Linked DNA regions of Mus musculus: region 2 is linked to region 1. The links are chromatin loops, found by intact Hi-C in ENCODE. Cell type or tissue: heart. All regions are shown on one strand. Each heading gives the region's core, and the rest is flanking DNA. Links, peaks and the distances in the headings are about the cores only.

Evidence for each region. Hi-C counts contacts between places; a loop is a spot of excess contacts. Peaks named below come from ENCODE experiments on the same cell type or tissue, not always from the same donor. Only the 100,000 strongest peaks of a DNase experiment are listed, where the experiment ranks them.
Region 2: it touches region 1 in a loop (9-fold over the local background); 2 of 42 quality-filtered maps call a loop at or near these places.

The regions. Positions count from the first base shown.
Region 1 is chr17:23,872,859-23,875,668 of GRCm38, reverse strand. It overlaps Prss21 (protease, serine 21), which reads right to left. Exons shown (of 6, transcript NM_020487.4): 6 at 2,556-2,810. The coding sequence ends at 2,635. Among named protein-coding and RNA genes, the nearest start is that of Prss21, 6.2 kb to the right of the region's middle. In heart, for the core only: CTCF peaks have their summits at 976 (motif pointing right) and 1,617 (motif pointing left); a DNase peak (open chromatin) is centred at 1,628; H3K27me3 peaks cover 27 bases.
Region 2 is chr17:23,747,322-23,750,131 of GRCm38, reverse strand. It overlaps 9530082P21Rik (RIKEN cDNA 9530082P21 gene), which reads right to left and starts at 896. Exons shown (of 3, transcript NR_015472.2): 1 at 422-896; 2 at 33-331. In heart, for the core only: a CTCF peak has its summit at 1,040 (motif pointing left); DNase peaks (open chromatin) are centred at 161 and 911; H3K4me3 peaks cover 583 bases; H3K27me3 peaks cover 1,025 bases.

The DNA.
Region 1 (2,810 bases), core at 187-2,686:
TTTCTGAGAGTGTGATGACTAAATAATGAAACTCATAAGGAAGGTGAAGTGTCTCTGGCAGCCCTTGTCCACACTGCATCCTGGGACCTCTGGCGGCCCTTGTCCACACCGTATCCTGGGACCTCACTGTAGTCTCCATTCTAAACACACAATGTGCTTTGAGTCCTGCACATGTTGTACCACACAACATCAAGAAAAGCTGCCTGAAGTGCCTGGGCTCAGATTCAAGACTATTGTATGCTCTTAACTGCAATGGTTGTTGCTGTGCACACAATGTGCTCTGCTCTTATGGAAAAGTAATAGTTTAATTACAGGAAACAAAATATTTTCCCATGTCATTCTTCAGCATGTTAGGTATACAGGAGTTGTATCTTTGGATTGTAGAGAAATAAGTATCTCAATTAGCACACAGATTTGCACTCTTTTAAAAATGGTGAAAGGGGGCTGGTGAGATGGCTTAGTGGTTTAGAATACTGGCTGCTCTTCCAGAGGTCCCAAGTTCAAATCTCAGCAACCATGGGGGCTCATGACACTCTATAATGGGATCTGATGCCCTCTTCTGTCATGCAGGCATATATGCAAACAGAACACTTGTGCACAATAAAATACATAATAAACAAATAAATCATTTTTAAATGGTGAAAGGGGGCTGGAATTCTTGTTGCCCTTCCAGAGGGTCAGAGTTCTGTCCCCAGAACCCACATCAGTGTCTCACAAGCTGCAGAGGATCTGAGACCTCCTCCTGACCTCCCTAAGAACACACACAAACACACGTGAATAAATAGTTTTAAATGGTAAAACTTGCATATACCAAATAACTGTTTTAAAATATGGTTCTTTGCTATCTATTATCAGTGCATTTGTACAACTATTTTACATACTCATATACTAGAGTCCCATAATCATTTCCCATTGAGGGCCTGGGAAGATAATCCAGTGGTTAGGGCATAATTGCTTTTCTAGCCAAGGAAGTTCAATTCCCAGCACTTCCACCAGATGGCAGTTCCTTAAAACTGCCTGTAACTCCAGGTCCTGGAGATCCAACACTCTTTCCGGCTTCTGCACGCAATTGTCCTCCAATGTACGTACATAGCTCCACATGGAGACACATGCATACACATAATTAAAATTTACAGATAGATCTCTTTAAAACAAACAGACAAAAACACCACCCCATTCAGGGAAAAATAGTCAAAAGGTCAAAAGTGCAGAAAGTTCCAAAGCCCTGTTCTAGTTAATGTATCTATCCCCATGCCCGACTCACTACCAACATCCCATCCACTGAGGGTTCCTCAGACATCTGCCCCGTCCAGATCACCATCTTCTCCATTGTGGGGGCCTGCCCTCCCCACCCCACCCCTAGGCTCCCAGCTCTCTGCTTCCCGTAAACTTCTCTACTTAGAAGGCTGCCCTTTCCAGTCTCTCAGCAGCATGCCATTGGCTCCTGACCGTACACATAAGGATCACTTGGTAGCTGTGATCTTCCTTTTGTTTTTGACATGTTCCCTTGAGCCACCATCTGCCTCTTTTCCACTTAGCCCCTGTGGCCTCACCAACTTTTCCAGAAATTAACTATTAGATGTAAATATGCAAGGCCATGGCTGTCCCCTGGTGGTCAGCGATGGACATGCAGGAGGCTAATCTATGTGGTCACCCAGCAGGGAATTTGGCTTTTCCCATGACCTCAGGCCCTGGCTTACACATGGATGGTTGATGGGTCAGAGTGAGGTTGCCTAGTCAGGGAACCTCCTAGAATTTCCTAGGGACTTCAGTTCATGTCCCTCTTGTTGCCTTCCATCTCCTTCTGATCTTAGACACTTCGATACAGAACAGAAGGTGAACCTCCTTGGCTTTGCCCCTATGGGGATTGATCGGTGCTGTGAGGCATGGCCGGGTCCCGAGGAGTCTGAGCGTTCGTCCTGTGTTGGTGCAGTGCCAGGCACACTATGTACTGGTCCCTCATCAACAAAAGATGAGGTTTGTGGGTGCTGTGATTCCAGGACCAGGAAGGAGAGGTGGCCAGAGAACCTCAGAGCATGTCTCAAAAAGAAAACAGGAAAGACTCACTGAGCAATTTCCCCAGCCCCTGCCACCATCTAAAAAAATTATTTATGTATTATGTATTTTATTATGTATGAGTGTTCTATTTGTATGTTTGCCTGCATGACAGAAGAGGGCATCAGATCCCATTACAGATGGTTGTGAGCCACCATGTAGCTGTGAGCGCCCATTTGATGTACTAAGAGAACTCAGCCTGTGCTGTTAGGAGCAGGGACCACAACCCCTCACTCTCCTGGGTACTGGTGCTTGCAGAAGATGCACGATCCTCCTGTCTCCGTCTCCCATGTTCTGGAGTTGCAGGTGCCACCACACCCAACCACAAATAGTGATTTTTGTAATTGCACTAAACAGAGAGGATGCTACTGTTTGCAACCAAAACGTGGCTAATGTAGGTGGGTCAGGATTGTAGAGGTTACTGTTAGATAGAGGTCTTGGATTGAGAGAAATGGAGGGGCCTCAACAGGAGGCCATCAGAGTTCAAGGAAAGATAGGAAAATATTAACAGGTTTATTAGCAAGCAAGATACAAAAGAGACACACCCTGACCTCACAGGTGTGACGTACACGTGTGGGCTCAGGCAGGCCTCAGCAAAGAGGAAGCCCAGGCCAGAGTGAGAAACAGTAGCAGGGGGACTGGGTCAGGCCTGAGCAGCCCATTGCGGATCATGGTTGACTGGATCCAGTTGTAGTGATGACTGATGTTGGTATAGACTCCAGGGCGATTGGGGCGACCACAGCCTATTCCCCAGC
Region 2 (2,810 bases), core at 65-2,564, 130 kb after region 1:
GGGATGAGGATCCAGCCCTCACCCCACATTACCCTCCTCCCATGGATTCAATCCTTCATCCACATTAACAGGTGCAGGGTGCTTGGCCAATACCACGACCTCCTCTGAAACACGGAGGTCTCTTCAGACCCAAAGCCGAGGGGCTGTCCTGGTACCAGTAGGGTCTTCAGAGGGACAGTAGGGAAGGCTGTAGAGGGCCATGAGGCTCTGAAGAGAGGGTCGCCAGCTGGCCCTGACCCGGGCTGTGGATGAAGACAAGCTGTAGCTCTCTCCAGTTTGAGGACACCTCCAGCCCTCATGGCAAGGGCTGCTGGCATCTGGACCTCCAGGCCTGGGCACAGAGAGAGTCATGAGAAAGAGAGGAGAAGGTTCTAAGGAGATGGCTGTGGGCAGAGGCATGGAGTCAGGAGAAGGAAGGTACCTCTTTGAGACAATGGTAAGCCAACGCCAGGAGGGCCAGGAGGGCCAGGACACCAGCAGCAACTGGGACCCCCACAGGCATTTGCAGCTCCCAGCTGGTGCCGTAATTTTCCTGCGGAAAGAGAAGACAGAGTCAGAGGTCTGGGGAAGCAGGACGAGAGAATGGGCAGGATACAGTTCCTACCTTTCTGCTCCAAACCAGCGGACTCTGAAACCAAGTCATGGTGGTTCCTCACCAACTACTGTTGGGTCTCCAGGATCTTCTTCCCAGAGGTCCCCACACCCCTGACACCCCCTCAAGTCAGTCAGTGTAGCAACCACCAGGCGAAGTCTGATTGCAAATGACTGGACAGGGCCTTTCTGTTTAGCCATCTCATCCTTCGAAAGTGAAACCTTTCCTTCCCAGGCCTCCTGTGAGGGAGGGGCAACGAAGAACCAGCATAACCCATAGCCCCAGGTCAGTAGCCGCCCTTCCTGAGAGGCCCCTCCAGAAGAATTTTATGGCTGGAGCAGACAAACTGACTCCACCTCTCAGAATTACCAACCTAGTCCAGAATGGCAAATTCCAATAAATCACCGAGAGTTCTCTGGAAACAGTTCTCTAGCACCCCCTAGAGGCTGGAGGCAGATGTAAATAGCAAAGGTAGCTACCCTCTGTGCCTCCCAGAGGCAAGACTTGCAAAACTGCTGGACACATATTTCCCCAACTGTGGCATCCCAGTAGGGAAACTGAGGCAGAGGAAGCTCAAGAAATTTAGATGAACAAAGTCATGGGTATCCATGGCTGAGTGTTCCCTAGCCCCGACAGGCTGTGAGCACTTATGACAAGCCAGCAGCAGCTTATGTTACAATGAAGGTGAGTGTGGGACTGGTGATATGGCTCAGCGGGTAAGAGCACTGACTGCCCTTCTGAAGTTCCTGATTTCAAATCCCAGCAACCACATGGTGGCTCACAACCACCCGACAAAGGGATCTGACGACAGCTACAGTGAGTGTACTTATGTATAATAATAAAAGTCTTTGGGCTGGAGCGAGCAGGAACTGAGTGATCAGAGTTGACTGGAGCAGACAGAGGTCCTAAAAATTCAATTCCCAACAACCATATGATGGCTCACAGTCATCTGTTCGGCTACAGTGTACCCATATACATAAAATAAATAAATCTTTTTAAAAAAAAAAAAGGTGAGCGTCGTACACTGAGGCAGCCGAGGCAGCCCTCTCACTTCTCACTGAAGTACACTGAGGCAGCCCTCTCTCTCACAGTTGGCCAGGTGGTGGTGCAGACAGAGGAAACGGACATGGTATAGCAGTAGGCTTTTGAGACCCAAAGCATCAAATGGCACCTACACAACGTCTTACTTATGACCTATGACCAAGGAAGGTGTGATTCAGAGAGGAAGGTGTAATTATCGGGAAGTGAGAAAGACAAGCAGACTCTGAGGTGGGGGAGGGGAAGTGTGAAAGCAGGCATGCATGCAGAACACCACGTGCCACCGCTGAGAGACCCGGATATCCAACTGAGAATTGTGGGGTTCCTTTTGCTGAGTCTGCATTGGCATCTACCCTCACTCTGATGGGCTCAAATGCACCCTGGGAAATGTCCTGGGGTAATGCCACCCAATGTCTCTCTCTACACACACACACACACACACACACCTTGAGCTGGACAAACCTGATATCATGTGCTTCCAAGGAAATACAAGCAAAGGCCACCCACCCTCATGTCCAAGTTTTCTGTTCTTGTCTCTCTGCTGTCGCCACATAACAAGTATGTGCAGGTAGTGACAGATCAGGAAGCTTCTTTGTTCACCAGGGTCAGGGTCTTAGGCACTGTGACCCTATACTAACTTTCAGTACTTTGGTTTCTCCAGCTGTGAAAAAGCTCTCCCAGGGAGCCTGCAGTGGGATCGCAGCTCTCAGTGGAGGTGTGGGGAAAGTAATGGGACTTATGGTCCTGGACAAAGAGAACTAGAAGGTGGGCATGGTGGCCAACACTTTTAATTCTGTCATGCAGGGGGCAGAGGCAGGGGAATACTGTGAGTTCCAGTCCAACATGGTCTATTATGGCAAGCTCTAGTCCAGCAGGGCTACAAGTAAGACCCTGTCTAAAAATATATAATTTTTTTTTCTAAAGAGAGAGCTGTTGGGTGTGGTGGCACACGCCTTTAATCCCAGCACTCGGGAGGCAGAGGCAGGTGGATTTCTGAGTTCAAAGCCAGCCTGGTCTACAAAGTGAGTTCCAGGACAGTCAGGGATACACAGAGAAACCCTGACTGGAAAAAAATAAAAAAATAAATAAAAACAAAAAGAAAGAAAGAAAGAAAGAAAGAACAAGAGAAAGAAAGAGAGAGAGAGAGAGAGAGAGAGAGAGAGCTACCTGGTGTCCCTCC